Linked DNA regions of Homo sapiens: region 1 is linked to region 2. Evidence: read pairs that join two places in POLR2A ChIA-PET (ENCODE). Cell type or tissue: HepG2. All regions are shown on one strand. Links, peaks and the distances in the headings refer to the core of each region. The heading gives the core; the rest is flanking DNA. Region 1 overlaps ELOVL2-AS1 (ELOVL2 antisense RNA 1). Region 2 overlaps ELOVL2 (ELOVL fatty acid elongase 2).

What was found. Peaks named below come from ENCODE experiments on the same cell type or tissue, not always from the same donor. Only the 100,000 strongest peaks of a DNase experiment are listed, where the experiment ranks them.
Region 1: POLR2A ChIA-PET joins it to region 2 with 17 read pairs; 6 of 35 experiments call an interaction of 5 or more read pairs at or near these places.

The regions. Positions count from the first base shown.
Region 1 is chr6:11,060,408-11,076,088 of GRCh38, forward strand. It overlaps ELOVL2-AS1 (ELOVL2 antisense RNA 1), which reads left to right. Exons shown (of 5, transcript NR_038964.1): 4 at 13,048-13,138. Among named protein-coding and RNA genes, the nearest start is that of ELOVL2, 24 kb to the left of the region's middle. In HepG2, for the core only: a CTCF peak has its summit at 8,734 (motif pointing left); DNase peaks (open chromatin) are centred at 6,544, 7,044 and 8,734; H3K4me3 peaks cover 1,855 bases.
Region 2 is chr6:11,003,884-11,019,564 of GRCh38, forward strand. It overlaps ELOVL2 (ELOVL fatty acid elongase 2), which reads right to left. Exons shown (of 8, transcript NM_017770.4): 2 at 6,863-6,926; 3 at 1,489-1,676. It also overlaps the pseudogene LOC100421248. Among named protein-coding and RNA genes, the nearest start is that of ELOVL2-AS1, 32 kb to the right of the region's middle. In HepG2, for the core only: CTCF peaks have their summits at 7,995 and 9,951 (motif pointing left); DNase peaks (open chromatin) are centred at 5,678, 8,028 and 8,638; H3K4me3 peaks cover 1,569 bases.

The DNA.
Region 1 (15,681 bases), core at 2,874-10,873, 55 kb after region 2:
TTCAAAGAAAAGTTCTTAGTTTTGATATAGTTCAAGCTGGTTTTTTTTAAATGAATTGTGCTTTCTGTGTTGTATACAAGAAATATTTGCTTCCCAAGGTCACAAAGATTTTATTCGTGTATTTTCTTCTAGAAATTTTGTAGCATTAGGTATTACATTTACATCTATATGATTCATTTTCAGTTAATTTTTGTATATGGTGTAAGGGATGGGTCAAAGTTCTTTTTTTTTTTTCTTTTGTATACAAGTATTCAATTGTTATAGTACCATTTGTTGAAAAACTAATTTTTTTCTTTGAGACAGAATCTTGCTATGTTGCTCAGGATGGAGTGCAATGGTGCAATCTCGGCTCACTGCAACCTCTGCCTCCTGGGTTCAAGTGATTCTCCTGCCTCAGCCTCCGGAGTAGCTGGGATTACAGGCATGCACCACCATGCCGGGCTAATTTTTGTATTTTCAGTAGAGACGGGGTTTTGCCATTTTGGCCAGGCTAATCTTGAACACCTGACCTCAGGTGACCCACCTGCCTCAGCAAGTCTATTATTTTTTAATTGCCTTTGTATCTTTGTCAAAAATTAGTTGACCATATATGTATGGGTCTATCTCTAGACTTTCTATTCTGTTCCATTGATCTATGTGTCTACCTTTTCACCAATACCACATTGTCTTGATTACTGTTTCTTTATAGTAAGTCTTAAAATCAAGTTTTGTAAATTTTCCAGTTTTTCAAAACTGTTTTGGGTATTCCAACTTCTTTGCTTTCCCATATACATTTTAGAATCAACGTGTCAACATTCCACAAAAAATCCTAGAGAAAGTGTGGCTGAGATTGTGTTAAATCTGTAGGACAACTTAGGAAGAAGTGACATCTTCACAACATTGAGTTTTCCAATCTACATACTGGTGTATTTATCCATTGTTTAAATCTTCTTAGACTTCTTTCAGCACTGTTTTGTAATTCTAGGCATATCTTCCATAGATTTCGTTAAATTTCTACCTAAGTATTTCATGTTTTTTGATGCTATTGTAAATGATATTTTTAAAATTTCAATGTGTGGTTGTTGCTACACATAGAATTACAATGAATTTTTATATATTGACATTCTACCTTGTGATATTGCTAAACTTACTTATTCGTTCCAGAAGCTTTTTGGTAGATACTTGGAGATTTTCTACATAAACAATCAGGTCATCTGTGAATAGAGACGGTTGTTTTTCCTTTCCCATATGTATGCCTTTTTTTACTTTTCCTAACTCATTCAGCTGACTTGGGCCTCCAATACGATGTTGAATAGGAATAGTGAGAGCAGACATCCAGTGGTTGTTCCTCATCTTAGGCAGAAAGCTTTGCCTTTCACCAGTCATTATGATGATGGTTGTAGGGTTGTGTTTGTTTTGTAGACATCCTTTAGCAGGTCAAAGAAGTTCCCTTCTTTGGCTGGGCATGGTGGCTCACACCTGTAATCCCAGCACTTTGGGAGCCTGAGGTGGGTGGATCACCGGAGGTCACGAGTTTGAGGCCAGCCTGGCCAACATGAAACCTCATCTCTACTAAAAATATAAAAAAATTAGCTGGGTGTGGTGGTGGGCGCCTGTAATCTCAGCTACTTGGGAGGCTGAGGCAGGAGAGTCGTTTTGAACCCAGGAGGCAGAGGTTGCAGTGAGTTGAGATCACACCATTGCACCCCAGCCTGGGTAAAAAGAGCGAAACTCCATCTCGGAAAAAAAAAAAAAGAAGAAATTCTCTTCTTTTTCTAGTTTGCCGATAATTTTTTTTATTGTTATATATGGATGTTAAATTTGGTCAAATGCCTTTACTGTGGTCTAGTAAGGTAATCATACACTTTTTTTCTTATTTAGTTTGTGGATTTGGTAAATTTCGTTGATTAAATTTTCCTCTAAGCATTATTTTAGCTACATTTCACACATTTTGACATGTTTTTATTTCATTTTTATTTAATTCAAGATATTTTCTATTTTCTCTGATTTCCTCTTTGACCCATGTGTTATTTAGAAGTGTGTCTTTTCATTTCTAAAGATTTGGGGGTTTCCCAGGTATCTCTTTGTGCAATAAAATATAGTGTGTCTGTATTAAAAATGAAAGAAAAGACATTACTTGAGATGCTACAGACACTTAAAGGACAATAAGGGAATAGGATAAACAAATTTATGCCAACAAATTTGACAATAAAATGGACAAACTATTTGAAAGACACAAATTACCAAAGCTCACTCAAAAAAAAATAAATGACTTGAATGGTTCTATGTCTATTAAAGAAGTTGAATTCATATTTTACATTTTTCTAAGAAAGAAACTTCTGGCTCATATGATTTCAAATATATGTACTGCTAAATTTTTTTAAAGAAGAAATAACATGAATTCTACATAAACTCCTCCAGAAAATAGAAGAGGAGGGAGGACTATCCAACTCATTACTGAGGCCAGCTTTATCTCAATACCGAAATCAGACAAAGACATTATCAGAAAACAACAGAACAATGTTCTGTGTGTGCTTGAAAAGAATGTGTATTCTGCTGTTATTGGGTGGAATGTTGGTTTCACCCAGTGTCAGCTAAGTCACGCTTGTTTGTGATATTTGGTCTTCTATATACTTAAGTTGCCTTCATCTTTAATCTCAGTCTACCTTCAAATAGTGTTATATGGCTTCTCATATGGCATAAAAAATTTACCACAGTATATTCCCAATTCTCCAGTTCTACCTTTTGTGGTATTGTTGGCATGCATTTTACTTTTTATGTGCCATAATACTATATAATTCATTACTCTTATTTTTGCTTCAGATAATAAGTTATCTTTAGAACAACTTAAAACAATTTTTTTTTGAGATTTTACTTTCAGCTTAGCCATTTCTAGAGATCTGCATTTCTTTGCATAGATGCAACTCTCTGCCTAGCATCATATTCCTCTGTAGAATTTCCTTGACTATTTTTTGTAGTACAGGTCTCAGGTAATGAATTCTCTCAGTTTTTGTTTGTCTCATGTTTACATGAGATTTCAAATATTTTACTTGAGATAAATAAGTCTCTAGAGATGAATGCCATTAATTCCCTTTCTCCCTGCAAGCACATCAAGAGGTAAAATCTACTTTCATTCCCCTTAAACTTGGGCTGATCTTGTGACTTGCTGTGACCATTGATTGTGGTAGAAGTAACTACATGCAAGTTAAGTTCTGAGTCTAGCCTTTAAGAGTCCTGGCAGCTTTTGCTTTTTCTTGAGGAGGCCAGCCACCTTAATGTAAAGAAGCTCAAGCATAGTTACTGAGTTGTAAGATACACTATGAAGAGAGAAACGCTACATGAAGGAACACCAGATGAGAGATGTGAGGGAAACCTTCTTGGACCTTCCATCCCAGTCCAGCTACCCACTAAATTCAGTTGCAGGAACGACCTTAGCTGATATCACACAAAGCAGAAGAACCACTCAGCTGATCGCTGCCCAGATTCCTGATCCTATTAACATAGTGGCAAGAAAAGCCAGACAAATGTTTAGTGCAGTTAAAAAATATTGTTTATGAACAAGGAACCCCCTTGGCCTGCACCCAGGTTGAACTGCTCCCCCATCTTTCGATATGCCTTTGGGTAAAAGTGAAAAACTTGGAATGATGTGGGGCTAGCTCTTGTACTCACTGGTAAATCAAGATTCTTAGGTATCTGGCCAGGCGCGGTGGCCCACGCCTATAATCCCAGCGCTTTGGGAGGCCAAGGCGGGCGGATCACTTGAGGTCAGGAGTTTGAGACCAGCCTGGCCAACATAGTGAAACACCATCTCTACTAAACATACAAAAATTAGCCAGGTATGGTGGCGCGTGCCTATAATCCCAGCTACTTGGGAGGCTGAGGCAGGAGAATTGCTTAAACCCAGGAGGAAGAGGTTGTAGTGAGCCAAGACTGCACCATTGCACTCTAGCCTGGGCAACAGCGCAGAGACCCTCGCAAAAAAAAAGGAGTGGGGGCTGGGCGTGATGGCTCATGCCTGTAATCCCAGCACTTTGGGAGGCCGAGGTGGGTGGATCACCTGAGGTCAGGAGTTCAAGACCAACCTGGCCAACATGGTGAAACCCCTCTACTAAAAATACAAAAATTAGCTGGGCATGGTGGCCTATGCCTATAATCCCAGTCACTTGGGAGGCTAGGCGGGAGAATTGCTTGAACCTGAGAGATGGAGGTTTCAGTGAGCCGAGATTGCACTGTTGCACTCCAGCCTGGGCAATAGAGTGAGATTCTGTCTCAGAAAAAAAAAAAAAAAAAAAGAGAGATTCATAAGTCTCCACTAGCTGATGGTATGGACTAGCAATAATAATTTCTCTATGTACATTCAACTAGCAGAGTTTCATGAAATACAGCTTACAACTTCTGTTCAGGTAATCTCACCAAGACTTCAGATATTCAGGATCTAGTAGCATTTTTATTCAGTGAAAACAAAATCTTTCCTCCTTCCTTTTTTTTTTAATATTTGTTCTTCATTCAAATTTCAAATGGTATTGTATATTGTGGCAAAAGAGAGTAAATGCTGCTTCATCCTCAGTGGGAACTAAATCACTCCTCTTTGGCTGCAAGCCTGTAGCTGGTGATGCACACAGATGGCCCCGGCATTGTTTCTGGGATTAGCAAGAAGAGACTCCCTTGTGCGATAGAATCAGAAGCCTGCCAGTCAGCCTTAGGAGAAAACAAAACTGGCTGAGATAATGTGTTCATTAAGGTGGCTATCCAGGAATTTTCAATGTTTTTATTTACTTCCTCTAGCTTTTTCTCAAAGAAGGTTTCAAGAGAAAGCTATTTGTCAACCTAAGGAAGCATGTGCATCCGTGGCTCAGTCACTTGCACTTGTTTTATAGAATGATGTTTTCCCTCAAGCTAGTAACTGAGATAGAGTAATGGAAAGAAAGATGACTTCCCGAAATACATACAAAAATAAAATATCTGCTGTCAGGCAATCTTTATTAAGGATATTTAAAATGTAATTATTGTACTTCAGTTTGAATAAGTAAAGTCTTTTGCTACTAATATTCATCATTATTCAGCTACTTATTTTGCCAGTTGCTGCAGTCTTGACTTCAGATAGCTAAGTGTGTTTCTGGACTTGTCCTAGGCCAAAGGAGAGCCTTGCTGCCTTGATGGAAGTTACACCACCTCTTTTATCCTGGTTATGCTCTTATCTGGTGACTGGTCATGTGAGGGTAGAAAGGCCCAGCTCCCTATGCCACTTCTGGAGCACCCCATAGGACGAAATGAGTCCCGCCCCCACTGGCCAGTCCTGCTTCCTCACTCCCTCACAGACATTGATCCCAAGAGCACTCCCCAGTAAATGTTCTCCATTTCAGAGACTGCTTCCCATAGGCAAACGGACCCACAACAATATATTCAGAAAGGTATTCCCCCACAATTCACGTGCTGAAGTTCTAACTGCCATGGAGGGTGGAGCCTTTGGGAGGTGATTAGATAATAAGGGCTCTGCCCTCATGATTGGGATTCGTGTCCTTATAAAGAGACCCGACAGAGCTAAGCTCACTCCTTTTGCCATGTGAGAACTCAGCTAAAAGGTGCCATCTGTGAACTTGGAAATGGGCTCTCACCAGACACAGAATCTGAAGATGCTTGATCTTGGACTTCCCAGTCTCCAGGACTATGAGAAGTAAATTTGTGTTGTTTGTAACCCACTCAATTTGTGGTATTTTGTTATAGCAGCCTGAACTAAGACACCAACTCAACAATTAACTTAGATTTATCTAAACCCCCCAGTTATTTCCTGTATTATTTAAAAATAGGAAATACTGTATTTCCTATATTATTCCAAAGCAAATCCCATATGCCATATTTTTATCTGTAAACATATCAGGATGTGCTGTATCTTTCAAAAGTAAGGACCCTTGCTTTTAAAAGCCATAACCACAATACCATTATTACACCTTTAAAAGTTAACAGTAATTCCCAATAACATCAAATAAAGTCAGTGTTTACTTAATTTGAAACAGGATCTATATAAGGGCCTATAATTGTAATTGATTGATATGTCTCTTAATTTTCTTTTGATCTTTAGCTTCTTTTTTTCTCATCAGATAGTTTTTAATCCGTATAATTTTCAACTTTTGTGATTACTGTGCTTGGATATATGGTCCCTTTTTGTATGGACCGTAAGCTCAGTCTCAAGAGTTTATGGTAATACATGTGATACTAATAGTAGCTGCCTTTTGAGGCCTTTTTATGAACCAAGCACTCATAGTGCTTTGCATATATTATCTCAGTTAATCTGTGTAATAACCCTCAGCCCAATTTTACAGATAGAAAAACTCTCCCATTTGAGACTTCCAGAGGTGAAGTAATAAGAAACAGAGCTGAACCACGTCATTCTGACTCCAGAGTTCATGTTCTCAACCTCTAGGCTCCGCTGCCTGAGTAAACGTATTAGAAGTTAATGCCATGCTGAGTGAGTGCTATGTTATTCTCAGTACTTTCATGGGTGTTTGAAATTTTTCCTAGGTTAACAAAAAAAAAATTGAATGCTGTCATAAAATGGCCATGTGGTCAATCTAAATCAACAAACTTTCTGTGTACATGGAACTGGGTAGGAGCTGAGCAAAATCCATAGATAAATGATGTTTGATCTCTGCCTTCCAGATGCTCACAGGCCAAAGGTTGGTGGCGGGAGACAGACAGATACAAAAGCAGATTGAATAAAAAGTGGGCTGTCGGGAGTCTGTAGTAGAGCTGTAGACAGAAAGTGATGGAGGCAGAAAGGTCATTCTAATTTGGGGGTCTAGGGAAGGCATTTTGGAGAATGTGGGAGCTGCAAGGCCCTTGAATGATGAGAAGGATATTAGCAAAGTGTAGGTGGATGAGGATTGAAGATGATGAGTATTAAAGTGTGATACCACATTCTAATGAAGTTCCTTTGGGGCTTCTCTTTCTCCCAATTGACTACGTGGAAATGCACAAAGCATTCATTAAAGCTTTCTCCCCAGCTCAGCAACTTGCGACACAGACAGATAGGAACTAAACTCTGACCCTGCCTTCACTGCCTTTCCAGGCAGGATCCAGGTTGGAGTGCTGATGTTAAGGTCATGTTGTCCACCTGTATTAACTGCCATTATCTGTTTAGGTCAGGCAGCTTGCCAGGTCTATCTTGGCAGGAAAGCCTCGGTTCCCAAGATAACCTGTTTTGTGCCTCTCTGATTACAACCTGACTGCAACCCTGCATTGTTCTTGGTGAGCAGTGAGCAGCTATCACTGCACAAGGTGACCAAACTCTGTGCTTAGTGGCAGATCCATCTGAGATTCCTTTTGGGTGTGCTAAGAAGCAAGGCTCTCCTTTCTAGTACTTGGAGGGACTACTTACTTCATTTTACATCTTTATTAGAAAAACCTGCTTCTCTGGCTTTACGAGGCTAAGCAAAAAGGGCGTGCTAAGCAGCAAGGTTTTCATTTCTGTTTTGTCACCTGTCAGCAGCAGAAGCTCAGGCTGCCTGACCTTTTCCCAAGCCTAGTGTCTCCCACCTGCCTCCTCGCACATCTTGCAGTTATGTTCTCAGGAAAGTCAAGCAGGTTTAACATTAATCAAAGACAAACCTAAGTAGAGGAGTAAATCGACTACCCACTCCTCCCCTCCAAACAGTATGTAGTAATGAATTCAAAAGCAAAGTATTTTCATTATCCGTGCTAGCAACTCTTGTGACTAAGGATGAAAGTTGAGTTAATAATAAGCCTACAGGCCCTCACTTCAAAGATATAAGGATAACGTATAAATCAATGTTGCTATATTATTTCCAATGAGATTTTTTTAATGTTTACACTTACATGTTTTATTTTCTTCTTATCACATTTATAACATGTAATAGTTCTTAGTGCTGTCCATTAAATATTTCTGGTTTTCCTCCAAATTCACAATAGTAGTATATTTCCTGAACTCTAGAAGTTAGATGTGGGCATGTGATTTACTGTATAGTTAAGACAGTGTGAGTGAAGGAAGTGGATGCCACCTCCAGACAAACTTTGGGAGCCAACGCATGATTGCCTGTGCTTTGCTGTCCCTTTGCCACAGTAACTGGTGACTTTTGGGGTGACGGCTGCTCCTTCGGTCTGATTCACCTGGTAGATCCCCCAGCCAACTCTGTGATAGATATGCAGCACAAGGTGGAAATCAACCCTGGATGTTTTAAGTGACTGAAACTTTGAGGTGGAATGTTACTGCAGCATTACCTAGCCTCATTTGACTGAAATATAGGGTTTTTAAAAAGGCTTCTGAGGATTAAAATGAGCCTCTATAACTTGAGAAAGGATTTTGTCTTGATGAGTGTGATAAAACGCTCACCCTCTACAAATTGGAGGGACTAATGATAATTTTGCCCATCTTTCTAAAAAGGCTTATTTTCCAGTCCTTTGATGACTTACATTATAATCATAATATATAAATATTATGTATATAACACATAATATAGCCCCTTGTAACAAGTTCTTTCCCCAAAAAACATTAACTAAAAGTTTTACAAAGTATTATAGCAAGCTAACTTGGAGGAAATTGCCCTCGTATTTAAGATTTAATACTAAAAATTTCACATTTGTAAAACTTTGGTTCTAAGACTTCCCATGCTCATAATCTACAAGACTGGCCCTTTTTGGTTAGATTTGCTACAAGAACCTGACAATAAAGACTGAGCTGACAAATCTATTGAATAAATTTATGCTGAGCTTCACTGTGTCAAATTTATATTTTAGCACCCTCTGCTGGAGAAACTATATACACTTCTGATAAATGCAGGTGATTTATGCCAATGTGATCATTCTGACTTGTGTCTTAAATATAGGATTTGGAGAATGTTATTTAAAATCTGTACTAAAAGAAGCCTCTCCTTTAAGCAAATGGCCTTCTGACAAACTATCCATGCACCAGTGGTATTTGTCTCCTGCAGATCCCCTAGAAAGACATATACATGCACATATAGTCATTAATGTGTGTATAGTTTACACATGGAAAAAGTAGAAATGGGCTTAATGAAAATGAGAAATTTGTAGGCCAGACGCGGTGGCTCACGCCTGTAATCCCAGCACTTTGGGAGGCCAAGGCAGGCGGATCACGAGGTCAGGAGATCGAGACCATCCTGGCTAACACAGTGAAACCCTTTCTCTACTAAAAATACAAAAATTAGCCGGGCATGGTGGCAGGCACCTGTAATCCCAGCTACTTGGGAGGCTGAGGCAGGAGAATGGCGTGAACTTGGGAGGCGGAGCTTGCAGTGAGCCAAGATCTTGCCACTGCACTCCAGCCTGAGGGCGACAGAGTGAGATTCCATCTCTAAAAAAAAAAAAAAAAGAAATAAGAAATTTGTAATACTATGCCTTTCTTCAACACAGCCTCCCCACCATATATTCTTGTGAGCAAGCACACTTATAGCCTCCAGTCTCTTCTGATTCATCTGCCAAATCTCAGTCCAAATTATGTCATTCCTACTCATTCATTCAGCAAACCATGTGACAGACAAAGTGTTAAGTGGTGGGAATCCCATTTTAAGCTAAACACATTATCTCCTATCTTAGTCTGTTTTATGCTCCTATAACTGAATACCACAGTTTGGGTCATTGATAAGGAAAAGAAATGTATTTTTTATGGCTCTGGAGGCTAGGGAGTTTAAGGTCAAGGGGCTGATCATCTGATAAGCGCTTTCTTGCTGTGTCACCCACAGTGGAAGCTGGAAGGGCAAGAGACCATGAGAGAGCAGAGGAAAGGGGGTCGAACTCATTTTATCTGGAACTCACTCCTAACCCACTCCCAAGGGAATGGCATTAATCTATTTATGAGGGCAGAGCCTCTATCACCTCTTAAAGGTCCCACCTCTTAATACTGTTACGGTGGCAATTAAATTTCAATGTGACTTTTGGAGGAGACATCCAAACCATAAAATATCTCTGTCTTTAGGGAGTTTATGGTCTTATTGGAGAACAGACTTTCACCAAATGAAGAGGTTAGTAAGTATTTAATTATGAACTGTAGGCCGGGCACGGTGGCTCACACCCTATAATCCCAGCACTTTGGGAGGCTGGGAGGCAGGTGTGGATCACTTGAGGTCAGGAGTTTGAGACCAACCTGACCAACATGGTGAAACCCGTCTCTTCTAAAAATACAAAAATTAGCTGAGTGTGATGGCATGTGCCTGTAATTCCAGCTACTCCGGAGGCTGAGGGACAAGAATTGCTTGAACCTGGGAGGCGGAGGTTGCAGTGAGCTGAGATTGCATCACTGCACTCCAGCTTGGGCAACAGAGGGAGACCCTGTCACAAAAAATAATTTAAAAAAAATTATGAACTGTGATATGTGTTTTGAAAGGGTACTCTATGTGAATATCTTAATTATATGAATATGTTAACCTAATTTAGCCAGCTAAGTTAGAAAGCAATATTTGGGCTGAGATGACCTGAACTTGGTGGACGGTGCTAACCAGCTGAAGAGAGGGGTAGGCTGGTGGAGGAGGAGCATTGCACACACAGAAAGCAGCAGGTGCACCACTCTGCATCCAGAAAGGATAAGTGAAAGACAAGGAAGATTCCATAGTAAGGAGATCAGGGGGAGTGTTGCTATTTTACTTTAGAAAGTGGGAGCTGGTAAAAAAAAGGCCGATGGAAGGCAGGGTAGATGGGATAGGCAGTACATTCTCAGCTCTGCATTTCAAAACAAAATTGCTCTTGCTGTGTTTGGGAGAAGAAATAACTGGTTGGATATAATAAGACTGGGTTCCCTTTACTCTACAATTGAACCTAGTGCCCAAGCATGACATGTAAGTTTCTCTAAGTGGGCTCTGTCTGTTTCTTCAATTTCATCCTCACGTGCTCTGTGATACTGATTGTTTCCTGAGAACGTGTACCATGCTCACTTGAAATGCCTTTTCTTTTTCTCACTTCTCCTTTCTCCATCTATGGAAATGCCATTTATTTATTTATTATTATTATTATTTTTGATACAGAGTCTCACTCCGTTGCCCAGACTGGAGTGCAGTGGCATGGTCTCAGTTCACTTCAACCTCCACCTCCCAGGCTCAAGCGATTCTCCTGCCTCAGCCTCCCGAGTAGCTGGGATTACAGGCACCCACCACCAGGCCCAGCTGATTTTTGTATTTTTATTAGAGACAGGGTTTCACCATGTTGGCCAGGCTGGTCTTGAACTCCTGACCTCAAGTGATCCACTAGCCTCGGCCTCCCAAAGTGCTGGGATTACAGGTGTGAGACACTGTACCCAGCTGGAAATGCCATTTATTCTTAAAATACCAATGCAAGACCACATCCTTTGGGAAGCTTTCTCTTTTTTCATCCCCACTCAACATGAATTCTGCTTCTACTTCTTCTATACTTCCATAACATAGCATCTGCATTTCTACATAAGACATCTCATACTTCTCTGCACCATGAGATTGTAAAAAATATAAAAGGGATAATGTCTTCTTTCCTCCCTCCGGCCTCCCCCCATCCCCGGTATTTCCTAGATCATTGCTTTGAACTCAGTAGTGCACTTTGAAGTGAAATTTATCATTACATTTCATTACACTATAAATTTCATTAGATCTCTCATAGTTCCAAATTAATAAGGATACATTCATACACACAAATACATGTAGAGGCACACTTCTAAGAACGGAATGGGCAAGAAGTTAATGCTTTGCTTGGGTTGAGAGAGAAAACACTAGAAAGTAGACAGAGAAAGGGAAGGGAGGTGGGAAGGAATAGGGAGGTGAGTTGGAGTGGGTAGGCAAATAGGTGAAAAGTGTGAGTAGTAAGTGAGGTGACCAGAGGATGACCATATAAATAACCATGCTGACATGGTTTGGCTGTGTTCCCACCCAAATCTCATCTTGAATTGTAGCTCCCGCAATTTCCACATGTTGTGGGAAGGACCTGGTGGGAGGTAATTGAATCACAGGGGTGGGTCTTTCCCTTACTATTCTCATGATAGTGAATAAGGCTCACAAGAGCTGATGGTTTTTTTTTTTTTCTTTTTTTTTGAGATGAAGCTTGGCTCTTGTTCCCCAACTGGAGTGCAGTGGCACAACCTCGGCTCACTGCAACCTCCGCCTCGGGTTCAAGCAATTCTCCTGCTTCAGATTCCTGAGTAGCTGTGATTACAGACACATGCCACCGTGCCTGGCTAATTTTTTGTATTTTTAGTAGAAATAGGGTTTCACCATGTTAGCCAGGCCGGTGTCGAACTCCTGACCTCGAATGATCCTCCCACCTCAGCCTCCCAAAGTGCTGGGCTTACAGGCATGAGCCACCATGCCTAGCCAGGATCTGATGGTTTTATAAAGGGGAATCTTCCTGCACAAGCCCTCTTCCTTGTCTGCCACCATGTGAGATGCACCTTTCACCTTCCACCATGATTGTGAGGCCTCTTCAGCCGTGTGGAACTGTGAGTCCATTAAACCTCTTTCTTTTGTAAATTGCCCAGTCTCAGGTATGTCTTTATAAGCTGCATGAAAACGAACTAATAGGCTGGGCGCCGTGGCTCACGCCTGTAATCCCAGCACTTTGGGAGGCCGAGGCGGGCGGATCACAAGGTCAGGAGACTGAGACTAGCTGAGACCAGCCTGGCTAACAGGGTGAAACCCCATCTCTACTTAAAATACAAAAACAAAATTAGCCGGGCGTGGTGGCGGGTGCCTGTAGTCCCAGCTACTTGGGAGGCTGAGGTGGGAGAATGGTGTGAACCCGGGAGGCAGAGCTTGCAGTAAGCCGAGATCACGCCACTGCCCTCCAGCCTGGGTGACAGAGCGAGACTCAAAAAAAAAAAAAAAAAAAGAAAATGAACTAATACACATGTTGATCTAAAGCTGAAGGCTTGCTTCAGACAACTTCTGTTTTTCTTACACATTTGCACTAAGGACTGGAAAAACAGATATGAAATAGGCATGAACAGATAAACTAGTTGGTGTGTGTGTATACATATGTGTATATCTACATATAGAGAGATAGATACACACATATGAATATCTCTCAAAATGTAAGACAAGATATAATGTGTACTCACTATTCTCTTTTGCCATTTTCTAGTTTGGGGGAAGTTCTATGAAATCTAAGTTGATGAACATTATTCCCCCTGCTGATACCAAAAGTCCTGACTTGTAAGGAGGACAAAGCTGAGGTCAGTGCATAACTATGAGCTGGGGATCTTGTGAAAACACGGATTCTGACTGAGTAGGCGTGGAGTGCAACCTGAGTTTCTGCTTCAGGTGGTGCCGATTCTGCCAGTCTGTGGCCCACACTTTGAATAGCAAGGGACTGGATGATTTCTGGTAATCCTTTTTAATTCTGTTGCAGTTGTTTTGCTTGAAAAACTTTCTACCTTTTGGAAGTATTCACCCATAAATCACTTATAGTTTAAACTATATAGTTTCAGGTGATAACAAAATAGGACATTTCAAGGCAATGAATTAAAAAGGTAAGTAACAGTATTAAATATAACCCAGAATTTTATATGAAATATAACCCAGAATTTTCTCTAAGGCAATAAAAACTTTCAAAGTAAGTGATAAGTGTGAGGATTGAATTTTTACGGATGCGCTTAAAATCCAGTGGACAAGCCATTGTTGAGTGAAGATTCAGTCCTCATCTCTCTTATTGGAAGATGAATGTGGGCTAGATCAGTAGATATCAAAGTTTTTGTTTGTGACCCACAGTGAGAAACATATTTTAGGTTATGATCTTGCACACAAATAAAAGTGTCACAAATAAAACAATATCAATATGTACTCTGATAACATTCATTCTATACAATCCTTTTTTTTTTTTTGAGCTGGAGTTTCGCTCTTATTGCCCAGGCTGGAGTGCAATAGTGCAATCTCGGCTCACTGCAACCTCCACCTCCCAGGTTCAAGCAATTCTCCCACCTCAGCCTTCCAAGTAGCTGGGATTACAGGCATGTGCCACCATGCCTGGCTTACTTTGTATTTTTAGTAGAGATGGGGTTTCTCCATGTTGGTCAGGCTGGTCTCAAACTCCTGATCTCAGGTGATTCACCTGCCTCGGCCTCCCAAAGTGCTGGGATTACAGGTGTGAGCCACTGCACCTAGCCTGCAATCTATTTTTTAAAATGCTTTTCACAAGTGAATGGCAGCCTGCAGTTTGCAAAACTGGAACTGGATGACCTTTTCAGCTTTCATCTTTTTTAAAAAAAAATCACAATTCATTGGCAAAATGTCATAAGACTGTATTGCATTTAGATTCCTAAAGCATTCATTTGTCTTTTTTTTTTGGGAGATGGCGTCTTGCTCTGTTGCCCGGGCTGGAGTGCAGTGGCACAATCTCGGCTCACTGCAATCTCCGCCTCCTGGGTTCAAGCAATTCTCCTGCCTCAGCCTCCCAAGTAGCTGGGACTACAGGTGCATGATGCCACGCCAGGCTAATTTTTTGTATTTTAGTAGAGACGGGGTTTCACCGTGTTGCCCAGGCTGGTCTCAAACTCCTGAGCTCAGGGAAACTGCTCACCTCGGCCTCTCAAAGTGCTAGGATTACAGGTGTTTTTATTGTGTGAAATGGAATATTGGAAAGTGGGATTCCAGGGTAACCTGGATGGCAGAAAAGACCTGCTTGCTATGTCTTCCAGGAGCACTTTTTATTATAGATACCACTTATTTTCCCCCTAATCTACAATATAACTACATGTTTGATCTCTGGAATTTTATAAAGGCAAGCTGGAGTATTTTTTCCCTCAAAACTACTTAACTCTCACTTAAGCAGGCAGTAGAGCAGCGTGGTTAAGAGCATGGACTGATGGCAGGCTGTCTGGTCAGCATCCTGGCCATCCCACATACTAGCTGTATAATTTTGGTCTACTTACTTAACCTTACATGCCTCACTTTCCTCATCTATAAAATGGGAATAATAATACTAGTTGAGTATCCCTTTTCCAAAATGCTTGGGACCAGAAGTATTTAGAATTTCAGATTTTTTTAAAATTTTGGAATATTTGCATATACATAATGAGATATCTTGGGGATGGGACCCAGGTCTAAACATAAAGTTATGTTTCATATATACCTCATACACATAGCTTGAAGGTAATTTTATACAACATTTTAAATAATTTCGTACATTAAACAAAGTTTGTGTACACAAGGTCAAGTGTGAAATTTTCTGCTTGTGGTGTTATATCAGTGCTCAAAACTTTTGGAATTTTGAATTAGGAATGGTCAGCCTGTAGTTCCTACCTAACAGAATTGAGGTGAAGATTGAATGAGTTAACATCGTAGACAAGTACAACAGGAATGTTATTAGCTACTGTTAGCTGGACTTAAATTACAATGTAAAGTTTGAGCCTAACTCCAATTTCATGACAAAGTAGAAGAGTAGTGTTATGTTAATAAGTACTTCTAAACCAGTGTCTTGATATTGAGCTACAATAAATATTAAGTCCAATAAAGGTGTTTTTGTTAATCCAAAATGCAATTTCCCCTCAGTCCTGATTCAAGCAGGCCTGCAATAACTTAGTTATCCAACTGATTAACATTCTAAAACTATACTGAGGGAAAAAACATTCTACCAGAAATTTACATTTTGTACTGGAAAATGAAGATCCAGTAAAATGTCACATTTCTGTAGGAATGTAACAATCAGGGCTTTTGTTGTTTAAATGGAAGGATGCAGGCTCCATTCTGTGTAACACCAAAGAAATATGACATGTTTGAG
Region 2 (15,681 bases), core at 4,540-12,539:
CCAGCCTAACCAACATGGTGAATCCCCATCTCTACTAAAAAAAAAAAAAATTAGCCAGGATTGGTGGTGGGTGCCTGTAATCCCAGCCACTCGTGAGGCTGAGGCAAGACAATTGCTTGAACCCAGGAGGTGGAGGTTGCAGTGAGCTGAGATTGCGCCATTGCACTCCAGCCTGGGTGACACAGCAAGACTCTGCCTCAAAAAAAAAAAAAAGTTGTCAGCATGGCTTTTTTGACCCCAAAATTCCATCTCCTATACTGACTGATGCCTAAAATTCCATTATGAGAGCTTCATTCCAGTCATTTATGGTAATATTAATAGTTATTAAGAATGGTACATATTAGAATAATGCATAGAATAAACTCTCAAGAGAACTTTCATTTTAAGGCAAGGATTTGTTTTCTTTTAGAACTCAAGATCACCAGAAAGGCAGCTATATTTGTGCCATTATCCACCGCTTATAGCTTGTATGAATGATTTTATACAAGCTATAAAATCACTAAAAATTTTTGTTTTTGTTCTCTTTGTCCCTCTTTTTTTTTTTTTTTCTACAGCAAGTTATTTAACACTTTTAGATTTCCCCTTCCTTTACATTAAAATAACCTTGGTTGTACAGATGGGGCAATCATCCTTGTTCCTTCTCCTGTAAAATGACCTTGGTTTGGTGCTTCACAGAGGAATTTGGAGCACAGGATGTAACAAAGGGCCACTAGAGCTGAGCTAAAACGTCAGTGTTCCAAAGACATACAGAGTATTCTTTAAGGGAATATATATATTGGCATTTCAGTCAAACTAACTGCATATGATGTTTAAGTTAATTTTTAAAATACTCGGTTAATCACTGTCTACTCTCAGGCAAATTATGAAACTTTTCTAAGCCTCAGTATCCTAATCTGTAAAAGGAGAAAATTGTAACATGATCTTGAAAGGCCCATTTGATCTACATTGTGAATCTAAATTATAATTAGACTAGAGACTAAAGAAATAGGTCTAGGCCAGGCGCAGTGGCTCACACCTGTACTCCCAGCACTTTGGGAGGCCAAGACAGGAGGATCACCTGAGATCAGGAGTTCAAGACCAGCCTGGGCAACACAGTGAAACCCTGTCTGTACTAAAATTACAAAAAGTAGCCGGGCATGGTGGGGAGTACCTGTAATCCCAGCTATTCAGGAGGCTGAGGCACGAGAATCGCTTGAACCTGGGAGGCGGAGGCTGCAGTGAGCTGAGATTGTGCCATTGCCCTCCAGGCTGGATGATAGAGCGAGACTCCATCTCAAAAAAAAAAAGAAATAGGTCTAAATTGGGATAGAAAGATTCAAGTTATAAACAAGGACTTCCAGGATTTTCAGAAAGAATAATATCAAATGCTGGAATAAGTTTTTAGGTCTTAAAGTAACCTTGCATAGTTCTGCCAGGCTAGATGTGGTTGTTTCTGTTAATAAAAACTGCTAGTTACTGGACTTCAGCTTTGGCTACATAAACACTTACCTCTGCCAGCATGTACGCGGAGAGAAGTGTGATTCCAAGATTATACAAGGTGAGGATACCCCTGAGAGAAAGAGCAGGTCTGTTCTTCATATACTTGTTACCCAGCCATATTGAGAGCAGATACATGACAGTAAGAAAAAAGGTAGGAAGGTAAGAGTCCAACATGAACCACCCTCTGACTCGAGAATCTGAAAAGAAACACATACAGTGAGGATCCTGAGGAATGATGCTCCTGTTTAGTCATCAGTATTGTCACATACATTGCATTTGTACACACCAGCACAACAGGGAACAACTCCATACAACATTAGGTAGGCTGGCCTGGGTTTAGAGTTCAGGGGAAGAGGAAGCCTGTGGGCTGAATCGGTAAAGGTTTCATGGAGCAAACAGGGCTTAGGCTGAACACTGAATGAAAGGGACAAGAAGTAAAGGTGTGAAGTGACAGTTCTTGAATGCCTATTTTGGAACAGTTACTGCATTTATTTACTCTAAATTAATATGAAGTAAGTACTATTATGCAATTTTATGGATGGAAAAAAAAACAGCTCAGAAAGCTTTAGTAACTTTCAAAAGGCTACATCATAGTCGGCAGTACAGTCAGGATTTGAACCAGTCACATCTGCCTCCCAGCCCCATGATACCTTGCAGCTGTCCTCCCATGGAGAAGATCAGAGCAGTCAGAGGAAAGAAGGCATATCGATACTGTATCCTAATTCCTAAAGCCCACACAGCTCCGAATTTGCCTAGTATCAGTAATGGAAGGGGTTTAGAGTTCAGCTGGTTCAGAGAAAGCAATAGGATGACCGTGCAGCAAGCCTGGAGGCTGCAGACAGCAGAGGCAAAGCCTGGGAGCTGTGATTCAGAACTGAGGACCCAGATCTGGCCATGGGACTGGACGTTTACACAGCAGGGAGGCAAGCAGCTGAATACATCAGGGCCCCTTACACTGCAGAGTGAATATTTAAAAGCCTAAATGAAACCCACATGATAGAGCTACAATATAATTAGTAACACCTGAAAATCATTGTAGACACTAAATGATTTGTGTTCTCTATTCTGCTCTTTTTGTTTGTTTAAATAAAGAAAATGATTTGGCCCAGAATTATAAAAATTGCATGCTGCTTTTAACCTCCACAAATGGAGTTGTAGTGAGCTGGTTTCACCAACAGGCAATGGCCTTTTCTTGAATTTTTTGTTTTCTAAGTCCCTTTCTGGTGCATCCTACCCTGTATACCCCAGCCTCTTGTTAAACCACCCGCCCTACAGAGTACCATTTCTACAAGGCAAGTGCCTTCTGAAGCTCTGACTGTCCCATCACTTATTTTATAAATATCTCCCATTGGTGATAGAGATAAAAAGGTTAGAAAGCTCTTCTCAGCATTCATGTGACTAACAGATACCACCTTTCATACAGCAGGCTTGCAATCACCTGTCATAAGTCTGTGCTGTGTGTCACTTCCTAATGTCCATCTCCATATCTGAACCCTACTCATCTTTTAATGCCCAGATAAAGGTCCTGACTTCTGAAGGGAGACATTTCCTACTGTGTTTTCATATTTATAGCTCCTCATATGCATAGCAAGACAATTATTATCATTTTCTAATTCACATATTATTATGGCTATGATACTGTTACTATAACATTTACTGAGCACTTATTCTGTGCCAGGCACTATTCTGAAGGCTTTTACATGTATTAACTTATTTGATTCTCAAAGCAATCCCATTATATAGGTGATAATATCATCCCAGTTTACCCTTAAGAAAAATTGAGCTGTAGAGGCCTAGAAAAGTGAAATGACTTGCACTAAACTGCTACGCTACTTCTTGTTATGGTGTTAGACTGAATTGTGTCCCCCACGAAGATGCCTTCAAGTCCTAACTCCTGGTATCTGTGAATGTGACATTATTTGAAAATAGAGTCTTTGCAGATATAATATAGCTAAGATGAGGTTATACTGGATTAGGGTGGGCCCTAAGCCAATGACTAGTGTCCTTATAAGAAGGAGAGGTCTGAATACAAGGACAAAAGAGAAGACGGCCATGTGAAGAGGGAGGCAGAGATTGGAGTGATGCATCTCCAAGCTAAGGAACACCAGAGATTGCCACCAACCACCAGAAACTACGGGGAGTCATGGTACAGAATCTTCCCTAGAACCTCAGAGGGAACAAGGCTCTGCTGACACCTTGATTTCAGACTGTTGGCCTCCAGAATTGTGAAAGAATACATTTCTGCTATTTAAGCCACCCAGTTTGTGGCACTTTTTATGGCAGCCTAGGAAACAAACACACATGGTTTAGTATTTAATTGATTTCCAGTAGTTTCAGATGTGCTGGCTTTACCTCCCCAACTATAGTACATGCTCCAGGAGACAGCCACTAGGTCTTATATCTCTACTCTGTCTGACTCATACCCACGTAGTGCTGAGTTAAGAGGAAACATTCATTAAATGCATATCCATTGGCACATTGAGTCAAGCACATACTGCAAACTAATATAGCACCTGAGGTTTTTGTTTTCTTTTGTCACAGTGCTGTAAATGTTTGCTACAGTTGTTAAGGATAATCATAGTTGTTTTAGCCAAAAGATAGGAACAAATGCTTGTAATAAACTTTCTTATCTTTGGGACTTGAGAAGTGTTAGCTCTTCCTCTGAGTCAGTATTTGCTCAGAACAATACCCCTTGATGGTACTAACATGGTGTGGGCAAAATCAGAAGAGGCTAGGAGACACCGAGAGGTTTATTCGGTGATGTGCCAGTCAGCATCAGGGTGTGAGACTTTTAGGAAGAAAAAAGGATTCCTGATGGCTTACATGCTAGACACCTTGTCAGTGTGGAGCTCATCTGATTCCACTGTCAACTGTCAATTTTACAATCTCCTTGCTACAAAGGAAAATTCCATAAAATGACCAATGCAGAGTAAACAACTGTAATCCTTTCCTCAATTGATCCCACATCCACATAATTCCAGATCACGCCAATCTTACTGGCAGCAAAGCTCAGTGAACTTGGCGCAGACAAGTTGTTGTTTAACTGTCTAGTCGAAGTGTCAAACAGAAAACCACTGTCACCAACAAATCATACTTCCTCCTGGATCTTGCATGCCTAAGCGAGAGTGCCCCCGGGGCCTGCATGCCTAACTAAGAGAGGGGGCTCCGGGTCCTGCATGCCTAACTAAGGGAGGGGGCTCTGGGTCCTGCATGCCTAAGGGAGGGGTCCCGGGTCCTGCATGCCTAAGGGAGAGGGTCATGCCCTCTACACTGAGCTGTTCTCCTTTCTACCCACTAGAACTGTAAGGGAGAGAACATAGTAAAAGTAGGTTAGAAGATAAAGATATTCTGCCCTGCCTACCCCACAGAGTCATCAGGAGGTTAAATGGAAAAAGCAAAAAAACCTATGTGAAAGGATTTTTTCAAAGCTGTATAGAATCAGTATCATTATATTAAAACTATATAGTCATGCATTTAGAACAGTTAATAGAGCCCATGGAGAAAATGGAGAATGGCCTAAATACTCAAGTGATTGTTTAAAGATCTTGAGAAACAGGAAAACCTCCTCATTCCTTGCTCTCTCACTCCTCCAATAGGGCTGAGGAAATAACTTGTAGAGAACTAAGGACTTTTCACAGTTCTGTGAGCCAATAAGGCTCAAGTAAAATGAAACCTTCTGTCTAGAATTCATTCATTTATTTGGAAAATATACAGTGCTGAATATGTTCCCAGAACTGTAATAAACCCTGGAGATAAATGGTGAGTAAAACAGCCAGGGTTCCTGCCCTTCTGGGAGAAATCGCTGTTGGTAACAATGAAGTATCTGAAGGAAGTAAACAAGGGTTGAAACAGAATGATGAGGGACCACAGCAGACCCCTCTGGATGCCTGAGCCTGCAGATACTCCCAAACCCTGTAGGTACCATGCTTTTTCCTGTACATATACACCTATGGAAAATTTATAAATTAGGCATAGTAAGAGATTATAACAATATACTATAATAAAAGTTATGTGAATGTGGTCATCTCTCTATCTGAAAATATCTTACTGTATTGTGCTCCCCTATTTTTGGACCATGGTTGACCACGGGTAACTGGAACTGCAGAAAGCGAAACTGCTGCTAAGGGGGGACTACTGTACCTTAGAGAGGCAAAGCCCAACTGAAAAGGCAACGTTTAAGCTGACACCTCAAGTGTGACAGGAACTGACTCATCTGGAGGGAGGGGTAGGAGATCCTAGGAAGGAATTCCAGGCTCAGGGAATAGCACGTAAAAGAATTTTACATATTTGCAGAATTAAAAGATGGCTTGAGCAGCTGTATGAAAGCCAGTGAGGACGACGGATACTGACTGAGTTGGAGAGGTTGCTGGGGTTAGACAGCCCAAGGGTGCGCAGTCCATGATAAGAAGTTTGGTTTTTACCTGAGAGCAGTGGGATGACACTGATGAGTTTTAAGCTACAGTGCCATGCAATATGACTTAGGTCTTTAGAATGTCATTCCAGCTGACACTGAATAAATGACTGGAAGGGGCAAGAGTGGAAGAGGGGAGGCCTGTTAGGAGGCCACTGCAGTACAGTAAGCGACTGGTGATGAAGGAAAGATGGAGAGATGTCTAAGCTCATCCTACCTACGGGCCCCGGGCAGAGAAAGCGCACACATCTTTTTTTTTTTTTTTTTTGAGACAGAGTCTCACTCTGTTGCCCAGGATGGAGTGTAGTGGCGCGATCTTGGCTCACTGCAAACTCTGCCTCCTGGGTTCAAGTGATTCTCCTGCCTCAGCCTCCTGAGTAGCTAGGATTACAGGCATAAGCCACTACGCCTGGCTAATTTTTGTAATTTTAGTAGAGACGGGGTTTCACCATGTTGGTCAGGCTGGTCTTGAACTCCTGACCTCATGATCCGCCCACCTCAGCCTCCCAAAGTGCTGGGATTACAGGCATGAGCCTCCACACCCAGCCAGCGCACACATCTTTAAAGGGAATTTATCAAGGCATCTAAGGGCAGAAATGTCACATATAACTAGGATGTAAGAAAGGTGGAAGATGAATGGGCAGTGGAGAGGAAACAAGAAAGCAGCATCCTTTAGAAGGAAAGTTACAACCCGGCTTTGTAGCCAGACAGACACTGGAGGAAAGCATTGCATTTCACTCTATCTCTGCTTCCTGCTCCCAGAACTTCTTTAATCCCAGGAGAGGTTAAGCAGTAGGAGAAATGGGATCTTCTGGACATTCTGGAAGGATATCAAAGTTGAGGAAGTTAAGTTTCTAAATATTAAGTACCTTACTATTTCCAAGACACCAGAAATAACATAATCCCTTTCTATAACTAAATGGTGTTCTTCCTGTGTTCCTTCCACATTAAGTTCTCAAGTAATTCACTGACCTCGCGGTCCAAACATATTGTCCAAAAAAGCATTGATTTCATCATCAAAGGCCTTTAGATGTTCCTAAAAAGAGAAAGAAAAAATGATTTAAGTGTTTTTTTCTTCTTTTTTTGAAACGGTCAAAACAAGCCACTACCAACAACATGTAACTGACAGACTTTCAAAGGGTCCCAGCTTCAAGGACTTTTGACTGCAAAGACTTAAGGAAAGAGGACAGTAAATGCATCCTCACCTTTCACAAGCCTATAAAGATTTGGAAGGAAACAATTCCTCTTATTTCCTTAGGCAAGAGGAGTCCTAGAGAACAGACTTGGTGCATTTAAACATTGAAGGGTTGGCCAGGCGCGGTGTCTCACACCTGTAATCGCAGCACTTTGGGAGGCTGAGGCAGGCGGATCACGAGGTCAGGAGATCGAGACCATCCTGGCTAACATGGTGAAACCCCATCTCTACTAAAAATACAAAAAAAATTAGCCAGGCATGGTGGCAGGCACCTGTAGTCCCAGCTACTCAGGAGGCTGAGGCAGAAGAATGGCGTGAACCCGAGAGGCAGAGCTTGCAGTGAGCCGAGATCACGCCACCTCACACCAGCCTGGGCGACAGAGTGAGACTCTGTCTCAAAAAAAAAAAAGAAAAAAAAACATTGAAGGGTTATTGACCTAAATTCCATTTACCTCTAAAATGCTTATAGGCAAAGCTGTTCCATAAGCAACTTCCCTTGTTACAATAACAGTTGTGGGTAGGCAATAGAGAACATCTGTTTCCACAAAATATATTCATAAATCCAGTTTTAAAATGAAAATTCAGGCTGAACTGTATTTCGTAAAACTGAATCTAAAACTTTAAGTAGGACTGTTTTTCAAGTAAGGAGCATTACAGCTATTTTTTCTATTTATGTTTTGTTTGTTTTCAAACTATTTCTTACACATTAACATCTACTTTATATTACTGTAAATAGTGCCACTTGGGTACACCCGATTAATTATTGTCACTTTCACTGGATTCAGGTGGGAGCCGGAATACTGCCAGCATGGTCTGCTCTCACGCTGCTCAAAATACCCGTTCAGGTATTTCCCAGCTCCGCCACAGAGGTCTACAGCACCTCCTCAAGCAACCAGAGGAGAAGTCAGAACATTACCAGTATTTCCAGGAAGGTGGGGCCAGCGGGTTGGTCCCTGACTGTGTGTGAGCTGAGCATGACAGCCTCGGGAAGTTGATATGGAGCATGCATTAGATTCAGCTCACTCTCAAAAAAAGTTGTAAGTGCCAAAACAGATGATTAATTTGCTGGCATCTGAAAAAGAGGAGCGGCATGTTTGCTGCCTGGCACATATCACTTGGACCTATTCCTTATTTGTGACTCTGATCCTGAGAGAAATTTCAAGGAAACGTATGTCTTCGGGAACTTTAGAAAGCTTGGGAAAGAGGATGAAGATGATGACTAACATTGACTGGCACCTACTATTGCTGGCCAGCATATAAGGAACTTTATCTTCATTATTTCATAATATCTTTATAAAAAATATCTGGGCTAAACCAAGCCTGAAAATTTTTAAACAGTATATTCATCTTTGTTTCCATGTAGGGCATCTCGGGAGGCCCCCGATGTGAGAAAGGTCAGTTACCTGAGATCTCAGTGTGACAGAATATGATCTGTGTTGCTTTAGAATGGGGGCGGCTGACCAGAGGCCTCTCAGTCTTGAGCAAAGAATGTTAATCTCACAAATGTACTCACCATCATAACAAATGCCAATGAAGTCTTTCTTCCATTGCTGCACCCACAAACAAATGTTTAAACTGTTTCAGCTTGTTTGCTAAGGTTCAAAATCCATTTTCCAACATTTGTAGAGCTAAGAAAACGCTAAAGGTCACAAAGCCCGTATTATTTCTATATTGCAAAAATTTAGTCACAGTGGAAGAAGGGCAGAAACAAAAGTAAAACAAGGGAAGATGTGGAGAACAGAAAAGGAAAGAGATGAATAAAAAGAGGCATTCCATTCCTTTATTCATTAATTTATTGATTCATTAACCAATTATTTGAGGATTTTATATACTAGCACTGTTATATGCTGAAAAATAAAGTCAAATGAGATGTGGTCCTTATCGTCACAGAGTTCTTAGTGGAGAGAGAGTAATACACAAATAAATAAAAAAATTGCAGTACCAGTGTCTTAAATATTATAAGAGATGTGCTATAAAGGATAGAGAAACATACTTTAATTTAGATCTCTTAAAAAGTAAAGCCTTCTTGGAAGAGATAATGCTGTGGCTGAATTTTGAAAGACTGGAGACATTTTCCAGATGGAGAAGGAAAGAAAGAACACATCAGAAAGAAAGATTAACATAGATAAAACACATTGAGGCATGACTCCCTTGGGAAATGTTTTTATGGCCAGGGTCTCTAGTGACCTATCTGACAGAGAGAACCACAGCCAATGCTGGGAAAATCAGAAACCTGATAAAAATTCTCTCTTTATTTCTGGGTTACTTAATATAGTTAGTAAGGAAGTAGTCTAAAAAGGCAATGATGAGATGAGGTGATGTCAGGGGAACAAACTGAGGTTTACACTGGAATAGTAAAACATAGCATAAGCACAGAGAGGTCTGCAGTGTTAGTGAACTGGGGTGAGATTAGGAAGGCTAACTGGGCAGAGCTTGGACCACAAAGTCCTAGCTGCACACTAGACTAGATTCTGTATGTAAATGTCAAGTGTGCTGGACAATGTCTGAAGATTAACACCAACTTAGGAGCAGAGAAAAAGCAGCAAACTCCATGCATTTCATTGACACATTTTTGAACAGCATTCGTGTACATAACACTTTGTCATACATATGAAGGAAAAGGAGACAGAGTAGTTGACTGAAAAGTTTATGCACAAATTGGGAAAGTGAGACATAGAAAGTCAAACAGCAAACAACCGAGAGGAGGAGGACACACAGAACTGCCACACGACAGAAGATACAGGCGTGCGGATGCAGGATGGGTTTTTCAAGATGGTTAGAATTGGGTGGATGAGAAGGGAACAGTATAGCCCTTAGACCTGAGCGAGAGGCACTGGCCTGAGCCCCACACTTTCAAGGCCCCCTTCTGGTCATCCTTTGGCCACGTCCCTCCACAAAGCAAAAAAAAAAAAAAAATCCTTTGAGCCAAGGGATCATGCCTCCCTATGGCCACAACTTAGCCTCCCCAGATGACATTTCAAGTTCCCCAGGCCACAGAATTCTCTGCGAAATAACCCTAGATCCACTTCCAGAACAACTCCTTGCCCTTACAAGAAAGTCTGTGTTCAATGACTTGGAATTCAATTTGTGGCTGTGTACAGCAAATATGAGAAGAATGGAAAGACTGGTAGCAGGGAGAGCCTTATTTAACTCTGGACCCCTGATTACTTACCACAGTTGGTAGGAATGTAAAATGGTACAACCACTTTGCAAAACAGTTCAGTAGTTTGGTAAAAACATAAACATACACCTACCATATGATCCAGTTTTCCACCCCCAGGTATCCATCCAAGAGAAAAGAGGAGTTCGAAACCGGTTTGGCCAACATGGTGAAACCTCAGCTCTACTAAATATACAAAAATTGGCCGGGCGTGGTGGTGCACACCTGTATTCTCAGCTACTCAGAAGGCTGAGGCGGGAGAATCACTTGAATGCAGGAGGCGGAGGTTGCAGTGAGCTGAGATCGCACCACTGCACTCCAGCCTGGGCAAAGAAGTGAGACTCTATCAAAAAAACAAACAACAACAACAACAACAAAAACTAAACTAAAACGATAGAGACATATACAGAGTAAAAAGTTAGTCCCTCCCTTTTCCTTCTCCCCATGCCCACTATCCTCCTTGCCTCTCCAGCAGTAGTCACTGTTAACAGTTTGATGTGTGGTCTCTGGCATTTGCCTTATGTGTATACTATATGTACTTGTACATACATGCCTAGGCAAGTAGATTGGAGTTGGTAAACAATTTATTTCTCTAAATCAAATCCCAGAAAGCAGAGTTTGTGTTTATGTTATCTGATTGCACTCTGATTTTCTTTCTTACAGGAAAGCATTCTTTAAGGCTTAGGAAACTATAGGAATTCTTTGAGGCTTTTCTTTTTTTACCTAGTTTATTTAACTTATTTTTATTAGTAATTTGAATAAAGGTTTTCCACCCCCATGCAAAGACTTGAACGCAAATATTCATAGCAATTTTATTTGTAATTGCTAAAAAGCAGAAACTCCCAAATGTCCATCAACAGGTGACAAATTGTGTATAGCCATATAGTAAATACTACTCAGCAATATAAAGGAATGAACAATTGATGTACACACAACATGGATGTATCTCAAAATTATTCTGCATGAAAAAAGCTACACAAAAATTACATACTGTATGTTTCCATTTATATGAAATTCTAGAAAATATAACTTATAGTGACAGAGAGGAGATCAGTGGTTGGCTGGGGACTGCAGAAGAAGAGACCAGAATAGCCTTCAAAAATGAGGGCTAAATAAGGACATATTCATATATGCCCAAGTGAGAGAATCTGTAACCAGCAGAACTGCACTACATAGTATGCTAAAGATGCTCTTCATGCCAAAGGGAAATGACTCCATATGGAAAGTAAAATGTGCAGAAAAGACTCAAGACAACCAAAAATGGATCTATGTAATTGAAGAGCCATATTCTGAGCACCCCAGAGCAAGCCAGCCTCCCCTACCTCATCACACCACTGTTACAGCCAGCAGCACCAGCACCACCTCTAATGCCCCGTCCATCGCCACCACCAGGAATCAGTGTGGCCTAATATCCAGGGATGCCCTGGACCTGTCCCTTCTATTGGCAATAAATACACCACTTGGAGGTAGTAGGGATCCATGTAAGGCAGTCTCACAGGACTGACTTCTTATAGAAATCTGAGAGGGTCTTCTTGGCATGGAATGTGCAGCTCCTAGTGCTGGTAGACTGGCTCACCATGCATGCCTGCCTTCTGTGGGTAGGTGGGAAACAGAAGAGCCAAGAAGGACACACTTCTTGGGCACTTTTTGCCACCCTGATGCTGACTGGGACTTCCACCCATCCCTAACTCTATCAGTTGGAGGTCAGCACAAACCAGGGCATCTCAAATGGGAGGGCATTTCCCAGTTGGCTCTTAAAGGTTTAAGTCTGTGATCACTGCTTTATCCTCAAAACCCTGATGGCCAGATTTTCTTCAGCAAAGGCTGCCTTGCAATCAGAATCACTGCCACCATGATTAAGGGCCATTCTACAGAAGCTGAGGCAGGAAGCAAGGCAGAAATGAACCCCACCATAAAATTCTGCCTGCGCTTTCTCTGGTATCTAAAGGATAGGACTCTTGATTCCATTTTATTCTTTCCTTTCTTTCTTCTCTTCCTTTAATTTCCTTTTCCCCTCTATTTCCTTCTTCCTTCTTCCCCTTCTCCCTTCCTTTTTAAAATTTACGTTTTAGGCATTTTCTGGTTTTTGGTATTTGTCTACCATGGGCATTGTGTTGTATAAAAATCCAGTGATTCAAGATCTTGATGTTTGCCCTGTTTTGTTGATAGTTTTATAGAACATTTTAAAGACACATTCGATGAGAACAGCTATTTTCTACCACCAACTCACTGCTTTTTAAAATTAGCAAAAACCATTAAGATCACAAAACACACAGTTTGAAACATAGCATCCAAAAAGACTTTGTCTTTTCTTTTTTTAACGTACATTTCAGAGTAAACTAAATGTGAAGTATTCAATGACAAGAAGTCAGGAAATGGGATCTGATCAGCTTAGGAATGAATAGATTTCGTACTAACCTAACACAATTCTAACAACTTCCCAGGAACCTCAAGGTCAAGGCTGAGCTGTACAGAACTGAGAGAAGAGGAGGTGTTATCTCCTCTCAGGGGCAAGGGAGACAGACTAGAGTCACACAGTGAGTCCTCTCCATTGTTCCCATGGCTCAGGGTGGCCTTCAAATGTTGAAACCTCTTTTGGTAACTCCTGGGGGGATTATTCCCAGCCAGTCTCTCATGTATTTGAAGAAACTAAATGTGTTCACCTTTGTGAATGAAACTAGGTTTACAGGATGGATAAGAGTGGATACATAAAAATGCATAAAATTATTTGGCTGTCGTGCAGCTGACTTCACACAATATGTATCTGTGCACATTTTACACTGACACCCCTAAACTGCCTTTTCAGGGCCTATCCACTCTCATCCCTACCTCCCAACTACTATTCTCTGGAGGGAGTAATGAGCTAAGTTGGAGGGTGAGGGTAGGCAATGGGTAGAACAATCTTTTATGTATGGGAACTCTAAATTGTTATTATGTATCTTAGTAATATCATAAGGCTGAAACTGTCTACCTTAGGTTCTAAGGAATCTGAGGATCATTTCTAACATCTTAGAAATGAGATGTTAATAAGCTAACCCTCATGGGGAGTAATACTGGTTACTGTTTATTAAACACTTAGTACGTGTCAGGCACCTGATACATACTCTTTATGGTTGTCACAATAACCTTGCAAGTTGGGTATCTTTCCCAATTTACAGATGTGGAAATTGAGACTGCAGACTCAAGAGTGGTGCTATCAGGTGAGACTTGAACTACAATGAATCAGTGTTTTTCAGCCTTCAGACTGAAGGGTTTCAGAGCTTGGATAGCGGAGAATGATCTCTGCGGATCTCAAGCCCCTTTCTTGTGCTGTGGTATCTCAGGATACCACAAAGCCAATAGTGGGTGATTTTATTTGCATCCTAGGTAGCCCTGAGGCCACAGGACAGTCCCATTCAATTAAGGTGATAAAAGGACTTTACAAACAGAACTATTGCTGCAGTTTGGTTATGCTCCACTTCCCACACATGGCTCTTGTGTTTTATTCAGAGTCTGGCCAAATGGTAACTCCTTACATATCTCCCCATCATCTCAAGGGCCTAGTTACCAAAGAAGAGGGAAGCATCTGCTTGTGGCATCCTGGCCTGTGCTGCAGTCATTCACCATCGCCTGACCTGCTCTATTTTTTCTTTACAGCACGTATTACCCAGACTTTCACTGGCCTGTTAATTTGTGTATTGGCTGGGTCCTCCACTAAAATCTAAGCTCCAGTTAGCCCCAATTCCAAGAACAATGCCTGGCACATAATGGGCACTTAATATTTATTGAATGAATTAATCAAATACTCATTCATCTGAACTTTTACAATACTCACGATATCCATTTCATATACTTCGCATTCCTAGTTATATTTTCATACACATGATCTGGTTTTCAGTGTGTTTTGAAAGAGCCTTAACATTCTTAACTCCCAGTTAATTCTCAGGGTCAACTGGATCCAATTTTATTTTTTAAATTTCTTTTTGGAAGTTTTCTTCCAAAGAACACAGAAAAAAAATTGCCTATATATTTTTAAAGTAGAATCAAATTTATTCTCTCTTGCAATTAACATGAATAGAATGAACCCTTTTATAAGTCTATGATACATTACGGGATCTTAGTGATCTTATTTTTTTCTATAACTTAAAACATTTTTCTATTTAGTCATCCTAGGAATTATCACTACTTATCAATAATTCCAACCTATACTAAAAAATGTGAAAAGGTAAGAATACTGGTATTGCCTAGAAGGACAATGCAAGAGTCAAATAAGCCACCACGATTGCCTCATCTTCTACTTTTCTCATTTCTTTACCAAACTATTGCATCATGCTTCAAGAAGATACACAAGAAGTATGGAGACACCATCTTTATGGACTTTTTAAAGCTTTCATTGAACACAGTTGAGGGTTCAGAATTTTTCAGGTTCTTAAACTTTAATGTTCGTAAGTCACCTGGGGATCTTGTTAACTTACAGGTTCTCATTCAATTGGTCTAGATGAGCTTTGAGTTTGCATTTCTAACAAGCTCCCAGGTGATACTGAAGCTGCTGGGCTAAAGGTCACATTTTGAGTAGCAACAATGAGACCATGCACAGGCTATTGAAATTGGTTTAGATTATAATTAAAGGATTGATTTTTTGATGTGTTTCTATTACAAAAATACCAAGTCCTTGCTTACTTTCTAAAAATCAACCAAGTATTTCATTATCTAGCTATCTGATGAAATTCAAACTTGTTTATACTTATTATATAACCATTAATTTCAAAGCATTTAGTAATTAGTGGGCTATACAAACCCACTTAGATAGTATCCATATTGCTCCAAACAGAAATAAAATCTCTGGGCTACTTGTGTTTTACCTTATATTTCCTGTACCTGAATATAGTATTCTGAAAGTGGCCTGCTTAGGGAAGGGTACAAAGAGGTTTGTGCCTTCTTGATCAGGATAGTATACTTCTATTACAGTTATCATAAGATTGCATTCAGACACTACATCAGCTAGTCCTTGCCAACAAACATCACCAGGTTATTTTCAAGTTAACTACTGCTGAAATCAAGTCTTACATCCTAAACTTCTATAACACATTTTAAAATTTTAAATGCAATTTAAAATTTTTATCCCTATTGAATATTTCTTCATTTCAGCCTCACCATCACATGCTGACAAGATTAGTCCAAATTCCTAAATATAGACATTTTTTCCCTCCAGGTTTAGTATATTTTAAAATTTTGGCACCTTTATTCAGATTACTAATAAAAATAAGTTAAATAAACTAGGTAAAAAAAGAAAAGCCTCAAAGAATTCCTATAGTTTCCTAAGCCTTAAAGAATGCTTTCCTGTAAGAAAGAAAATCAGAGTGCAATCAGATAACATAAAGCACAAACTCTGCTTTCTGGGATTTGATTTAGAGAAATAAATTGTTTACCAACTCCAATCTACTTGCCTAGGCATGT